Regions from separate parts of the Homo sapiens genome. Here region 2 is linked to region 1. The links are chromatin loops, found by intact Hi-C in ENCODE. Cell type or tissue: HCT116. All regions are shown on one strand. Links, peaks and the distances in the headings refer to the core of each region. The heading gives the core; the rest is flanking DNA. Region 1 overlaps LOC102724960 (a long non-coding RNA gene). Region 2 overlaps MRPL42 (mitochondrial ribosomal protein L42).

Region 1 (8,338 bases), core at 324-8,323:
GAAGGAAGGAAGGAAGGCAGGCAGGCAGGCAGGCAGACATGGTCGAGGTAGAGGTGGAGAGTGGGGGTGAGGAGAGGTGTCAGAGGTTGGGAGTCGGTATTGATCCAGACGTCTCAGGGGGCAGAAGTCTCTGAGCAGAGGAAGGGCACTTAAGATGAATATTCTAACCCAATACTTGTGTGGGAGCAGAAGAACGAACTACAATTACAAATTTGATGAAAAGAGAAACTCTTGGCTTTCCCCACCATTATCTGAGGTACCCAAGACACTTCTGCAAGACTGAAGTCCCAAAGAACCATGTGATCATCCCACACACATAGGAACTAACTGTGCAGTGTAAAAAGGCAGGCTTGTAGTCTTTCACCCGTGGCAGAACATATATTTATTGATTCACCTTTGAGTAACAGGTTTAGTAAAGATTGTCAATTCTCTGGGAAGATAAACATGAAGTAATTTTTTTACCCCAATAAAATCAATCAATTATGCTCTGTGGAACCTCTCTTTCCCACTGGGTAGCAGGCTCCATTAGCTACATATATCCCAGTCTGATTCTACAACTTTTCATTTTAGTTATCACAACAGTTTCTCTCCAGTTATTAAGATTCAACTCTGTTCAATGTAAAATTTCATTCTTATATTGGATTCAAAGCTTTCCTCCTCGCCTCTAGTGCAGACTAGACTCATGGCTTTAAAAGATTTGGGAGTGGCGGGGTGGAGACATGGTCTACTTCTCTCCCACCCGATTCTTGCCTGTGCTTTCCCCTGTAGCTTTGGGGGAAAAGGAAGAAAAGAGAAAGTTGAATATGTTCTTTTGTGATTGCCTATGGCAGAATTGTTGGTCTCCATGGCTTAGCAAGTGGTCCCCAAGACTTGCCCTGGCACTAAATGCCCAAGCAGCTCCCAGGGGTCCCTTGGGACATGTGGCCTTCCTCTTCCAGCTGACCCCAGCTGATGGCCTCGTGCAACATCTCTCCAATGCCTACTTCTCTTTGCCCAACACGTGACCATCCTCTGCCAAGTCCCCAGCTCCAAAACCTGAGCCTGTGGGCAGACTGATACATTCTTTGTACCTTTTAGCAACCAGGAGCTTGAGAGAATAATTCTACTCATACCTCACATCATCCCATTACATTTCCATTTTATAGAAACTTCCTTCTGACCCCAGTGCCAGCTTCCTATAGATCTCAGAGCTGTCGATGGCCCCTGACTCCACATACTAGTGTGGGCTCTTGATGATCCAAATGTCCCCAACATAGAAGTCATATTATATGTACTCCGGCCAGTTGAGTTATGAAGCATTTGTCTCACCCTAAGATCTTAAGATTCAATCGAGATATGAAGTCACCTCTCTAAGGCCACCCACCAAATCAGCACCATGTTCAAATTAGAATGTAAAGTGTCAGAATCTATGAGCAGGTTTTTTTCCATTGGGCTAGGATTGCTTAGGCTTCTAGGAAAACAGGAGCTAAGTCCCTGGGCTTTGGGGTCAGATGGCTCTGTCTGAGGCCTGGTTGAACCACTTCCTAGCTGGGTAAATGTTGTTGTTGCTGTTGTTGTTGTGTGAGAGAGAGAGTCTCACTCTGTTGCCCAGGCTGGAGTGTAGTGGCTCGATCTCAGCTCACTGCAACCACTGCCTCGCAGGTTCAAGCGATTCTCCTGCCTCAGCCTCCCGAATAGCTGGGATTATAGGTATGCACCACCATACCCAGCTAATTTTTGTATTTTTAGTAGAGACAGGGTTTCACCATGTTGCCTAGGCTGATCTCGAACTCCTGGCCTCAAGTGATCTGCCTGCCTCAGCCTCTCAAAGTGCTGGGATTACAGGTGTGAGCCACTATGCCCAGCTCACCTAGCTGGGTAATTTTGAACAACTTTCTTAGCCCCTCATAGTTTCAGTTTCCTCAACTGTAAAATATGGATAATAATAATAGCATCTACTTTACAGAATCGTTTTATTGCCTAGATGAGATTCTACAAGGGAAGCCCCAGTGTCTGGTGCCTAAGGAGTTCTCATGAATGGTAGTTATTGTTCTAAAAAAGAGAGCATCCTCAGGCTACTGATAATTCAAATCTGTCCAAATGTCGCTGCCTCGCAGATGGTTGAATTGTGTGTCGTTGGGGTTAATTCCCAAGCAACGTACCCAGTGTGCTCTGTTGCCTCCACCTCTGTGGGGACTGTCCCACTCAGGGGCTGGGACGGCATGGGGGCAGATGTGAGGAGAAGCTTCTACAGCTACTGTGTGTGCATAATCACATTAATTTGCAAAAAATTAAAAATAAAATAGAAAATAAATTGGCTGGGTGCAGTGGCTCACACCTATAATCCCAATGCTTGGGAGGCTGGGGCCAGAAAGTTGCTTGATCCAAGGAGTTCAAGACCAGCCTGGGAAACATAGTGAGACCCTGTCTCTACCAAAAAAAAAAAAAAAAAGAAAAAAAATTAGCCAAGTGTGGTGGTGTGCACCTGTAGTCCTCGTTACTGGGGAGGCTGAGGTGGGAGCCTGCAGTGAGTTATGATCGTGCCACTGCACTCCTGCCTGGGCAACAGAGCAAGACCCTGTCTCAAAAATAATAATAATAAGGCTGAGCACAGTGGCTCACACCTGTAATCTCAGCACTTTGGGAGGCCAAGGGGGGTGGATCACCTGAGGTCAGGAGTTGGAGACAAGCCTGGCCAACATGATAAAACCCTGTCTCTACTAAAAATACAAAAATGAGCAAGGTGAGGTGGTGTGCTCCTGTAGTCCCAGCTACTGGGGAGGCTGAGGCAGGAGAATCGTTTGAACCCAGGAGGCAGAGGTTGCAGTGAGCCGAGTTTGCGCCACTGCACTCCACCCAGCCTGGGCAACAGAGTGAGACTCCCTCTCAAAAAAATAAATAAATAAGGCCAGGTGCAGTGGCTCACGCCTGTAATCCCAGCACTTTGGGAGGCCGAGGCAGGTGGATCACAAGGTCAGGAGATCGAGACCATCCTGGCTAACACGGTGAAACCCGGTTCTACTAAAAATACAAAAAATTAGCTGGGCGTGGTGGCAGGCGCCTGTAGTCCCAGCTACTCAGGAGGCTGAGGCAGGAGAATGGCGTGAACCCGGGAGGCGAAGCTTGCAGTGAGTCAAGATCGTGCCACTGCACTCCAGCCTGGGCGACAGAGCGAGACTCCACCTCAAAAAAATAAATAAATAAATAAATAAATAAATAAGAATAATAAAGAAAAAAAGAAAAAACAAGTGAACTTTTTTTTAATGTTTTCCAGCTGCAGAGGCCATGTACTAGAAAACTCTTGAAATATTATTCAGTGTTTCTCAATACTTAAGCTGACTGCCTTCTGACAAATTGCCAAGTAGTGGTCAGAATTTAATTCACACCAAAAGAGAACACAAAGATTATGAGACAATTGACCCTATAAAAATGCATTCGTGGCATGCTCTTTAGTCACTTTGCATCTGCTCTCAACCCACCCTCCAGGGCTCTTATGTCACACTTATTTCCAGATAAATGGCCCAATTAGAAACCTATTGGCTAAGGTTGTACTAAAGGCAATGACCCTGCACACCAGAATCTCGTCCTTCTTAACATCACCCTTAAGCCAAAGCACAGTGGCGTGTGCATTCTCATTCCTGGACAAACTCTGCCCCCTGGCGCTGACTCACACACTTGCGCACCGGCGAGGAGGGTCTCCTTTGTTAGGTTTCCTCATGGGACAGGGATAGAAGAGCCTGTCACCCCCACCTGCCGTCTCCCCAAACCCCTAATTGCCATCAGTCTGCTCCACACAGATAATCCACCAAAAGGCTCCGAGTTTGTTTCTGCTCCGTGTATTTGAAATGAGTCTACCACATCAATCTCATTCTGTGTTAAAAAGTGTTTCTCAGCAGATGAGTAGGGATAAAATCTCCATGGGAGAAAGTGAAGGAGATGCCTGATCTGTCCAGGGCTTCCCGGGTCAGTGGCGCTTCGGCCAGAAGCCAGGCAGCAGGCCTTGGGCAGGTGGCTGGACCCCTTCTGTGCCACGGTATCTTTGTCTGTGAGATGAGGGGGGCAGTCCCCACCATACTGTGTTTACACAATAGAGGGAGAATTTAGGTGGTGACTGTGCTGTAGTAAAAAGAACAGAGGGTGTGGAAATAGGGGATTTGGGTCTAAACTCTGGCTCCAGGCCAGATGCAGTGGCTCACACTATAATCCCAGCACTTTGGGAGGCTGAGGCAGGAGGATCGCTTGAGCCCAGGAGTTTGAGACCAGCCTGGACAACACAGTGAGACCTCATCTCTACAAAAAATACAAAATTAGGTGGGCGTGGTGGTGCCTGCCTGTAGTCCCAGCGACTCAGGAGGCTGAGGTGGGAGGATCACTTGAGCCTGGGAGGCAGAAGTTGTGGTGAGCCATGATCGTGCCACTGCCCTCCAGCCTGGGTGACAGACTCCCTCTCAAAATAAATACATAAGTAAGTACAATAAATAAATTAATTAATTAATTAATTTCAGCTCTAGCTGTGGAACCTTGGACTAGAAATTCACTGTTCTCACTGTTCTCTAGAAATTCACCATTCCCTTGAGTTTCCTATCTTATAAAATGGGATAGTGACTTGCCCTGCTAGTCACTTTCTCGAGAAGAGACACCTCCAACTGCAGCGGGTGTGGCGCAGCCTTTCCCTCCAGGCTCCAGGAGCCCCTGCCTCCCAATCGGAAGGAGAGTTGTTTCAGATGAATATTCCTAGGTTTTAGCCCAGGAGGTTGAGTCAGAATCCTGCCTCAGAGGCGTGGCAGGAGAAACAAAATAATGAACCCCCAAAGGTGTCCATGTCCCGGTTCCCAGAACCTGCAAATATGTGACCTTGCATGGGAAAAGGGCCTAACAGATGCGACTAAATTAAGAATCTTAAGATGGGGGGATTATCCTCGATTACCCCGGTGGGCCCACTGGATCATGGGGGTCCTAACAAAGGGAAGAGGGAGGCAGGAGAGGCGGAGATGTGATGAGGAGAAGGGATTGGAGGGAAACACCACGCACTGAGGATGAAGGTGGCCTTGAACGCTGGAAAAGGCGAGGAAGAGATCCTCCCCCAGAGCCTCCAGGAGGAACTCAGAGCTGCCAACACCTCACTCCCAGCCCTGCAAGACCCACTTTAGGACTTCTGACCTCTAAAGCTGTAGATGATTAATCCGTGTTGTTTTAAGCCACTAAGTTTGTAATTATTTGTTTCAGCAGCTCTGGGAAGCCAATATGGCGCCATGGAGGGGCTCCTAGATCTGCATTTTTGAGTGACTCCTGGTAGAATTGTTAGGCATGCTAAATTTTGAGGGCTAGAGGTGTAGTAGGAAGAGACTGAGGAACAGGAGGTCTGTATTTCTAGCCCTGGCGTCATGAGCTATGTGACTTCGGCAAAGTCACTGCCTCATTCACTGGGCCTCAGATTCACTGTCTGTAAGCTGAGGCAGTTGGCTACAGGGGGCAGAGGGGAAGAGATCTCTGGCTGCAGTATTCTGAGAAGCTGAGAGAAAACAGTGAAGCTCTTTGAAAACAGTGAAGTCTGGCCAGTGTAGATCTTAGGACTGGGATTTCCTAGAAGAAAGAGATACTGGTAATTCTTTTAACAGCTCATTTTTATACCTCTCTTCCTGTGTGCCAGGTCTTGGTCTAAACCCTTCCCTTCCATGAACTCCTGTCTGTGAGGTCATCTTGGCACAGCAATCAGTCTTCTATGCGATGAATAATTAACTGCTCTGAGGAGATGATTTCAAATCGGGAGTCAGATCAATAAGCTACTAAGGGGGGATGGGCGGGTGGGCACCATCTTCAGCTAATGAAGGGGGCGATTCCCTGTCTCCGCTATGAAAAGAAAAATGTCACAGACATTACATGCCGCCTGAGGGGTATGGATAGAAGGGGGAAGGGGCTGCGGTTGCCAGGCAACCGGCTCATCACTAATCATGCGCGTAAAAGCCTTGGGCCTCTGTTATGAGCACAGCTAGTGGGCCACCCTCCTTCTCTCCGCCCCCTGCTTGACAGCTGGCCTTGGGTTCTGGTTCCAGACACTTAGACCCTGAAACAGGCCCAGGTCCCCCTCAGTATCCCCGGGTCGATTCTGTTGCTAGAAAGCAAACTGGGAGAGCAAAGACTCTTTGTGTCCACTCCAGACGACAAAGGTCTGGCACCCATATTCCAGGACACTCTTTCCTACACCATGGCCTTTTGAATGAGCTGTCACCCCAGAGGCTTACTTAGATTTGAGGAAAATCCCTTCCTGACCCCTCCATTCAAGGGAGGCTCTTGCTGTTTGCCGTGTGGATACTGAGCAAACACGTGGGTCCCCAGGCTGGCTCTTGATGTGCTCTGTAAACACTCCTCTCTGGATACAGCCAACTGTCCAATTATGCAGGAGTCAACCCGCTTCCCCTGGGGATTTGTTGTCTTAAAGAACGAGGACCCACTGTGACTAGAAAGTTGACATAGCACATGTCACACAGAGAAAGTGCACCCCCGGTGGAAGCCGGGGTTCCCTGGGGGCCCAGCCGTCTTTCCAAACAGAAGGGCAGAAGGCTGTTTGATCTGTGACCACTTCTGGAACATATAGGCTCAGGAACAGCCAATATTAGAAGAGATGTTTGCATCTGTTTCCTTCCAAGACACACAGGCTCTCTAAGAGAAAGGAGGATGGCTTTTGTGCTACGGGGACAAGCGCTATGTTTGGGACGTGGTACTAGAATTGTCAAAGGGCTGCCTTGTCCCAGAAAGTTATTTCAGAGAGAAGTCATTACACCCATTGGCTAAAAAGAGACAGGCATCACTGAGAATGTTGGATGTCCCAACCCATTTCTCTTCTACAGTTCACACCACCCCCAGCAGGCCCAGGCAGCCTGCACTGTGCCCGAGAACAGTTGATGCAGGGACACATTCCAGCGCCGGCCTCAGTCCCTTTCCCTCTCCCTGCTTCAGCCGCACTGGCTTCCTCACTCTTCCTCAATCATACCTATGTCAGCTCTTTGCACTTGCTGTGTCCTGGATACTTGCACCCCTGATATCTGGATGACACGAGACTTTCCCTGGCCACCACCCCATGTAAATAATAGATACGCCAACCCCATTTACCCTTTCCATGTGCCATTTTTAACTTTCTTCAAGCACTGCACCTCTTTTTCTTTCTGTGTAGCGGACTGTTTGTCCATCTATCTTACTTGTTTATTGCCTGTTTCATTCTCTAGGGTGTAAGTTCCAGGAGGGCAGGACACTTGTCTGCTCTATTAACTGCTGCACCCCTGGCACCTGCCACTGTGCTCGGCACAAGGCCAGCCCTCAACTAGCATTTGCTGAGTTGATTAGGATTCCTGTGATCCACTCTGTACCAGGAAGACACTGGGCTCTTTCTTACATCCTCACACCCAGAGCCTCTCTCTGGAGGCAGTGGATGTCATGAGTTTCCGATAGATCCTTACAGATACTTCATGCTTATTCAGAAAGATACACACACAGCTACATTCTTCCTATCTTTTTTTTTTTTTTTTTTTTTTTTGAGGCAGAGTCTTGCTCTGTCACCCAGCCTGGAGGGCAGTGCAACAATCTCAGCTCACTGCAGCCTCTGCCTCCTGGGTTAAAGTGATTCTCCTGTCTCAGCCTCCCAAGCAGCTGGGATTATAGGCACCCGCCACCACACCTGGCTAATTTTTGTATTTTTAGTACACAGGGGATTTTGCCATGTTGGCCAGGCTGGTCTTGAACTCCTGACCTCAGGTGATCTGCCTGCCTCGGCCTCCCAAAGTGCTGGGATTACAGGCATGAGCCACCGTGCCCAGCCCCACCTGTTCTTTTTAAAGCGTAGTGTACTTTATATATCTTCTATATATTGCTGTTTTCACTTGTATATCTTGAAGATTATTTCATGTCCATTTAAACAAAGCTCCCCCATTCTTCTCTATGGCTGAGTAATATTCCAATATATGGATATCTAGTAATTTATTTACTTGGCCACTCTAGATGGACATGTAGGCTATCTCCCATCTTTTGTTATTACAGAGTGTTGGAAACAATCTTGTATATACATGTCATGTCATTCATATGTGACCATACCCATAAAATACATTCTAAGAAGTTAAACTGCTGCATCAAAGGGTATATGCACTTATAATATGAATAGAAATTGACAAATTGCTCTCCACAGAAATTGTATCTCTACCACTACCAGTGATTTTTAAATTTTTTATTTTTGAGGCAGGGTCTCGCTCTGTCACCCAGGCTGGAGTGCAGCAGTGTGATTATAGCTCACTGCAGCCTCAAACTCCTGGGCTCAAGGGATCCTCCTACCTCAACCTCCCGAGTAGCTGGGACTACAGCTGTGCACCCC
Region 2 (8,338 bases), core at 249-8,248, 1.0 Mb before region 1:
TTTGAACATGTCCTTCCTTCCATCTCAGGGCTTTTATACTTGCTGTTTGTCTGCATAGAACACTCTTTCTCACAGTATCAGTAAAGCTAGCTCTCTTACTTCCTTCAGGTTTTTACTCAATGAAGGCTTCCCTGACCAGCTTATTCATCTTATTTTCCTATCTCCTGTATTGGAATGTAAGATCCATGAAAGTCGGGATTTTTATCTTGTTTTGTGTACTACAGAATCATTAGGATCTACACATAGTAGGTGCTCACACATTTTAAAATGGATAAATGATTCTGATTCTCATAATAACTTTTTTTTTTTTTTTTTTTTTTTTTGAGACAGGGTCTTGCCCTGTCACCCAAACTGGAATGCAGTGACCTGATCTCGGCTCACTACAACCTTCGCCTCCCAGGTTCAAGAGATTCTCCTGCCTCAGCCTCCTGAGTAGCTGGGACTACAGATGCATACCACCATGCCTGGCTACTTTTTAAATTTTTTGTAGAGATGTGGTTTCACCATGTTGCCCAGGCTGGTCTCGAACTCCTGGGCTCAACTGATCTGCCCACCTTGGCCTACCAGAGTGCTGGAATTACAGGGATGAGCCACTGTGCCCAGCCCCCACGATTTTTAAAAATTAGCTGGGCATGGTGGTGCATGCCTGTAGTCCTACCTACTCAGAAGACTGAGATGGGAGGATCACTTGAGCCCAGGAGCTTGAGGGTGCAGTGAGCTATGATTGTGTCATTACACTCCATCCTGGGTGTTAGAGCAAGACCGTGACTCTAAGAAAGAAAGGAGGAGAGAAAAAGAGAGGGGGTCGGGGGAGGGAGGCAGGCAGGCAGGCAGGCAGGAGAAAATAATTCTAAATTTCTGAAATATAGGGCAATCTTACAAATGCATGAATAATAGTACCACTTTATTTAAGAAACTACTTTAATATTTTCCCATGGAGACAACAAAAATTAGCTACTTCCATCAGTAGGAAACAGATTTGATTACCTAGCTTAGTATGAACCAGGAGGTAAAGTTTTCTGGGTTAAGAGCTGTAGACCAGTGTTCCAGATGTCACTGAGTCATTGTGTAATCTAAGAAGTGTAACAATATAACTTGGTTTGCCAGGAGCAATCTCAATTTAACTCTTGTATTAATTAATAGTGTCTGCAAGGTTCCCAATCTGGATGATAGAATAAGGTCATCGTAAAATTAAGGTGCTTGCTTTTGGCTAGTGATTGTAGTGCACATTAAAATTCATGCATGATAAGATATGTGTAAATGCTATTTGACATTTATTGAGCATATTTTAGAACTTGACTTTGTTCAATTTAGGGCTATCAGAGTCTCAAACATTTTCAGTCTTGAGTAGTAAATATAATTGAACAGTGTATGCTGAATGACACTTTTAATGGATAGTTCTTAGCATTCTGAAGGTCTCATACTTCATTGAGAGTCTGATAAAAGTTTTGAATCCACTGCCCAGAGAAACACCTATTCAAAATTTTTACAAATAATTTCAAGAGGTTAATGACTTCCCAAACTCCTTCTAGAACCACTATTCTGATGACCGTTCTCCCTGCTTTGAGAGAATGCCTTTCAGAGACACTATTGTACTAGTACAACCTTGATTATCTGGTATGTCAATGGAACCTTTTAGAAAAAAACAGAATTTTCTGTATGCCAACATAAGTACATGTAGAAATGTTTATGCAGATGGTATTTTACTGTGTGTATTTTTTGACAGCTTACTGTTCCATGTTAGTATAGACAGCTGTACTTCGTTCATTTCAACTTAATTCCTGTATTTTGCAAATTTTCAAAAATAAAATCAGTGTATCAGGAAGTTGCCCATATGAAACCTGAAGCAAAAAAATGCTTTAGATATCTTAATCACAACAACTAAAGATCACAGGGTACATGTCTTACCATTTATAGTATAAAACTGAATTTCCACATTAGCAAAAGATTGAAAACAAAAATTAACTTGTGACCAACTTGCCAAAATCTGACCTGAAGGAAATTTTTGAACGTAACTCATCACAAAAACACATGTACTCTGTGCAGAAATGTTTCTTAAATCAGTAAAGAAAATAAGGAAATGCAGAGGAGCAAAAAGAATTCTCCATGGTGAAATCACTCAAAAACTATCACTGCTGACAATGCATTTCATTTCTCTATATCTATACATAAGTTTTGTTAGTTTGCCTATTTTTACATGGTTATCATCATACTGTATATGTAAATTTTCTCCTGTGTTCTTCCTTAATATTTTAACTACTTTTTCTATATTCCTTTGGGACAGAGTGCTAGAAGAGGAATTACTAGGTCAAAAATTATGAATATTTCTTGATACATCTTATCATACTGCTTTTCAAAAGTATTTTGAAGTAAAAGTTTATACTTTTAACCAGTCGGGTCTCATACTGCTAATTTCACCACACCTGTGCTTGGATTGGGCATTATGATTTTTAACATGTTTGTGATCTCAAAAACAAAAGGTTCCTCACTGTTCTGATTTGCAGTCCCTCCATTTTGCATGACATTACACATTTTTCCACAGACATATTACTAGTTTTATTTTATATTAAAACATGATTTTGCATTTATAGAGACCTCCATTTAGAGGACAATAGCCCCTTGTAAATAAAACTTTTAACAGAACACGTTCATGTTCACGATGTGGTGTTTCTTTATGTTTTGGAAGCCTAAATCTCACCAGATGTGATATTTCTTCACTACTAAGACAAAAAACCATTAGTTTTTATCAGAATCAGTCATCTGGGTTACCATGTTGAAATTATCCTCAAGATATGAAAGAAAACTATTTCAAATGCTTAATTTAATTAATAGTCAACAACTTAGCCACGTGTGGTGGTGTGCCTGTAGTCCCAGCTACTAGGCAGGGTAAGGTAGGAGGAGCCCTTGTGCCAGGAGTTTGAGGCTGTAGTACACTATTATTGAGCTTATGAATAACCTCTGCACTTCAGCCTGGGCAATAAAGCAAGACCCAGTCTCTAGAAAAAAAAAATGATTAGGTAAAGAAAAGAAAACAAATTTTCACAATGGGAGAATGTGGCTTATTACTAAGAAATGGCTGATACGTAGTTTCATTGATTTTTTAAAAAAATAGTTCCAATAGCAAAATAATCATAGAAGTTAGATTTTTATCAGGAATAATTTTTATTAAAATCATCTTATTCCAAGTATTTTCTTCTTTTCAAGGTATCACAGATGTCGTAAGAATCTGAATCCTCCAAAAGACAGATGATGCGGAGGTTCCTGGGGGAATCAAAGAGAAATGTGCCTCATTTGCCATTTGAGAAAATGCAGTCTGGTGTATTCAGTAATATATAGTAAAGTAATAATGATAAAATATCTTTTCATATATTAGAATGTGTACTTTTATATAAAGTAATTCTGGATTTGACATTCTCATTTAGAGAAACCTATTTTCTTTTTTCTTTTTCTATTTTAGTGTTTCATTTATGTGCGGTCTCCAATTTAGGACTTTTCCATAGTGCCAAAGCCATACATATTCAGTAGAACATCAATAAATTACATCAGAAATTCAACACTTTATTATAAAACGGGCTTCGTGTTAGATAATTTTGCTAAACAGTAGGCTACTGTAAGTGTTCTGAGCATATTTAAGACAGGCTAGCATTTTCAATTTACAATATTTTCAACTGATAGTAGGTTTATTGGGATGTAACCCTATGATAAGTTGAGAAACATCTCTTTTTGTGTGTCTACTGTGATTTAAGTATTTTTAATCATCAGCCAAGCATTGTTAGTAGTATAAATATGATTAATAAAAATGTGCATGGCTTTCCTGAAGGAGATTTTTTAATTGCCTTTGAGAATAAACTCATAAGGTCTACCAAGAAAATAAATGTTATGATGTTTCAGTTGGCTTCTAGGAAATAATTAAATTAGTGATATTTTAATCAGGTTTTACTATCTGCTAGGCCCCTTCCATCAATTCTTATTAAATTCTCAAAATAATCCTTTGAAAAGGGAGTATAATTACATTTTACAGTGACTCGAACCTTACCCAAACAAGTGGGAGAGCCAGGAGCCAAACTATCAGGCTCCAAAGCTTTTTTTTAGTGCATCACAATGACAAAGGGGTGGTTTTCTTTCACCCAAGAATGTGCTTTCCTGGAAATTTTTCTAGATAGAATATTATGTAATTTGTTTTGAAGGTTTTTTTTCCTGACTGTCTTAAAGATTATGCTAGCTTTAGAACACATGCAAACAGCTGCAGCTCTGTGATTAAAATGTTAAGGTCACTAGAATAGTGTTAGGAAAATGTTAATAGATAATTCTGCTGCCTCTATTAGCTTATGTATGATCCTTAATAGCATTGCTTCCCCTTCAGTTTCTATTTAGGAGGTGAAGAATCTTTTAATAAGGTAGAAAGTTGCTTTATTTAAATTTGTACTGTAGAATGTTTGTGATACAGTATTTGTAAAATTGATATGAAAAATAATTTCTCAAAGTCTATTGTTTGATCTAGTTATTTTAATAAAGGAACTCTAGAAGTTTCAAGTGGCCAGTGAAGTGTGAGGAATAGAGAGTAAAGGAAATAATTAATAATGGTGACCCTCTGTTAAGTGGTTTACTTTTTCCATTAATATAAATTTCATTTGGAAAGATTAAAAAAACAAGTTTGATTGAACTTGATAAATCAGAAATATTTACCAGCTTTGTCGATGGTGTATTCTTGAAAAATGTTTGGTTTTCTTTCAGGTTGACTTATATCCAAAATTCTACAAATTCTTAGCTATGTTATAAATGTAGAAAGAAGTGAAAAATCAAAATATGATTATGAAGATTTTCTTCTCTTCCGAGTACAAAGCTCTGCTAAATAAGGATTTACCCAAGATGCCCACATCCACATACTTATGTGTCAGTGCTTTGGAGAATTAACTTTGACTTTATTCTACTGGAAGTATAGATTAACACTGTGCTTTCTGGGATTTTGCTTTTCATGGGTTGCTGATTTTTAATTTTGCTAAATAAGCACATAGTCCGTGATCACCAGCATCACCTGCCCTCTGTTCCTCCCCCGTCCCCCAGGGATAAGAACCTGTTATCCACCATCAGTAACATTTTATGAAAGATCTACTTATTTGTCTGTTTTGCAGACATTTTAAAATTCGTAAAGTGGGATGCTTCTTTAATTTAAATACATTTAGCTTCATGAAAAACTCACTACACAGTTCTTGTTCAAGCATTATTGGGAAACCACCAGAGGGCACTCTCACCCAGGGCTTAATTTGAACATCTCGCCCAAAAGTGACTTTTAAAAGCACTTAATTAGCAGAGAATTTGGATGTTCATTAGTTGAGAATGACTAGTAGAATAAATGGTAATAGTGAAATTAAGTGCTGGAATATTCTGAGTAGACCAATAGCAAAAACTGATTTTTTTTTTTTTTTAAAGAAAAGGTCTTGCTGTGTCGCCCAGGATGGAGTGCAGTGGCACAATCACATTGCACTGCAACCTCAATATCCTGGGCTCAAGCAATCCTCCCACCGCAGCCTCCCGAATTGCTGAGACTACACATGTGTGCTACCATGCCTGGCTAATTGTTTTAATTTTTTTTATAGAGACGGGGTTTCGCCATGTTGCCCAGGCTGGTCTTGAACTCCTGGGCTCAAAGCGATCCACCCACCTTGGCCTCCAAAAGTATGGGATTACAGGTGTGAGCCACTGTGCCCAGCCTTATTTTTTTTTTTTAAGATAATATTGTTAACATTTTGTATTTCTCTGCATAAATATATTTCAAAAATAAAAATAGAGCTCATAATATATGCTGTTTTGTAATGCTTTTTTCACTTAATAGGAATTTTTTCCGTATCATTAAGTACTCTGATTTAATGGGTGCATATTATTCTATAATCTGGCTTGTCATAATTTAATTAACTCCCTGCTGTTAGACAAAATCATTGTTTCTGTTCCATCTTGTGAATAATGCTGTTATTAACATCCTGGTGGATTATTACCATTTTCTTTTTTTATTTTTTTTTTAAATTTATTTCTTCTTTTTTTTTTCTTATAATCTCATCAGAAGCTGGCAAGATCATTACTGTTTTCTTAGATTTGTTTCTGTAAGTGCAATCGTTGAATCACCATGTCCGGCATCCATGTTTATGTACATTTTTAAAGTCAGTGGTTTAAACTGTATACTTTTTGGGTTTTGGAGATGGAGGTTTGCTCTGCCCAAGCTGGAATGCAATGGCGCGATCTTGGCTCACTGCAGCCTCCACCTCCCGGGTTCAAGTGATTCTCCTGCCTCAGCCTCCTTAAGTAGTTGGGATTACAAGTGTGCACCACCATACTCAGGTAATTTTGCATTTTTAGTAGAGACAGGGTTTCACCATGTTGGTCAGGCTGGTCTCGAACTCCTGACCTCAAGTGTCCACACACCTTGGCCTCCCAAAGTGCTGGGTGGGATTATAGGTGTGAGCCTCCATGCCTGGCCTAAACTGCATACTCCTAACATCAGTATATAGAAATATTTTCTCTTTAGTTCTATTAAAATTTTAAAAAATCTTTATCAATTTAGTAGGCAAAGACTGGAAAATGTTTTAATTTGATCAGCCACTTTAATGTATGTCTCATTTCAAAGCATATAAAGTATACAAGTTTCAGGTCCTAGCTTAAACCTATAAGAGGCCTTATTATGGGCTTATTTCCTTTGCAGCCCTTTACCATAATGTGTTTCTTCTACCTCCCCTGCACAACATTGTTTATATGCCCCCTAAAATGTAACTTCTTTAGATTCTGTTGTTACGTGCAACACTGTATATCTCTCCATAGCACTTAATCAGAGTTTGTAATTAGGCATCTTTTTGTGTGATTATTTGGTAAATGTCCATATCCCCTACTAGCCTATAAGCTCCATGACTTCTAGGTACCCTGTCTGACTACGTGTATCACTGTTTCTACCGCCTAACATTGCCTAGCACATTCATTGCTTCACAGGCATCTGAATATGGTTTTATAAAATACATTGCTCTAGTGCACAGGATTTTAAGCTAAGGATTTCATGAATGGGATTTGGGGTAGGGGCATCTATGAAATTCCTGAAATTGTGTAGAATTTTGAGAATATGTGTTTTCCTGGGGATAGAGTATGTAGTTTCTCAGCAACTCATTACAGTCTGTCACATCATGCCCTAATTCTACTTGCCTGTAGCTAAACACCTAATAACATTAGAACTGAAATGATAGTGATATGCAAGATAGCACGTGTGGTTTCCACATATTCTAAGAGGCATCTTCAATTAGATTCCAAAAATTTTTAAGAAAAAAAGATATAATGTGCCATCATTTTGGATGGTTCTGGGCACTTCAGGTAAACCCTTACTCAAAGAATACTTTTTCAGTTTCAATGTGTATTTTTAAAATTTCCAGAAGATGAGTTGAATATCAGCCCACAAACACTGGTAGTAAGCAAACTATTTTATTTGCTAAAGGCATAAATAAATGTCTCCTTTGCTTTTAGGCAAAGGGAATGCTTCTTCAGATTTTTTTTTTTCCCCAGAAGTTCAAAATAACTTGCTCATAGTCTTCCCAAAATAATTTTCAAACATTCTAACACCAAAGAAAGATACTCCCAATTGAGCTCAGCCATCAGCCTCCTACTATTTTTTAATGTGCTGTTTAACCTTGTGAATGTGAGAATATTTTGAATGCACTGGGAAGGAATACTCAGGAACAATATGTAATGTGCTTTCTAGTTTTGCACAAAGGCATTCATTTTGATTTAGTAACAACCTCATACTTACATAGCATATCCTTCTGCAGAAATGCTTCACAGCCATGACTGCTTGAATTCTTGTCATGTTGCTTGTAAATGAGCTCCTGTTTTTAGATGGAGAAATGGAGGCAGAGTCTCACAATTACATGTGAGAATAGCAAGTAGAACCTTATGATTACTTCTGAGTCTTTTTTTTTTTTTTTTTTTTGAGATGGAGTTTCACTTTTGTCACCCAGGCTGGAGTGCAGTACAGTGGCCAGTGGCATGATCTCAGCCCACTGCAACCTCCGCCTCATAGGCTCAAGCAATTCTCCTGCCTCAGCCTCCCGAGTAGCTGGGATTATGAGCGTGCACCAGCATGCCTGGCTGATTTTTTGTATTTTCAGTAGAGATGGGGTTTCACCACGTTGGCCAGGCTGGTCTTGAACTCCTGACCTCAGGTGATCTGCCCACCTTGGCCCCCCAAAATACTGGGATTACAAGGGTGAGCCACTGTGCCCAGCCTCTTCTGAGTCTTCAATTCAGCAAGAATGTCTCTTTTTTTTTTTTTTTTTTTTTTGGGACAGAGTCTTGCTCTTGTTGCCTT

The links. Peaks named below come from ENCODE experiments on the same cell type or tissue, not always from the same donor. Only the 100,000 strongest peaks of a DNase experiment are listed, where the experiment ranks them.
Region 2: it touches region 1 in a loop (3-fold over the local background); 10 of 110 quality-filtered maps call a loop at or near these places.

The regions. Positions count from the first base shown.
Region 1 is chr12:94,529,362-94,537,699 of GRCh38, forward strand. All of the region lies in intron 2 of LOC102724960 (a long non-coding RNA gene), which reads left to right. Among named protein-coding and RNA genes, the nearest start is that of MIR5700, 28 kb to the right of the region's middle. In HCT116, for the core only: a CTCF peak has its summit at 3,654 (motif pointing left); a DNase peak (open chromatin) is centred at 3,610.
Region 2 is chr12:93,497,972-93,506,309 of GRCh38, forward strand. MRPL42 (mitochondrial ribosomal protein L42) reads left to right here. Exons shown (of 6, transcript NM_014050.4): 6 at 3,205-8,338. The coding sequence ends at 3,250. Among named protein-coding and RNA genes, the nearest start is that of MRPL42, 35 kb to the left of the region's middle. In HCT116, for the core only: a CTCF peak has its summit at 5,233 (motif pointing right); a DNase peak (open chromatin) is centred at 5,222.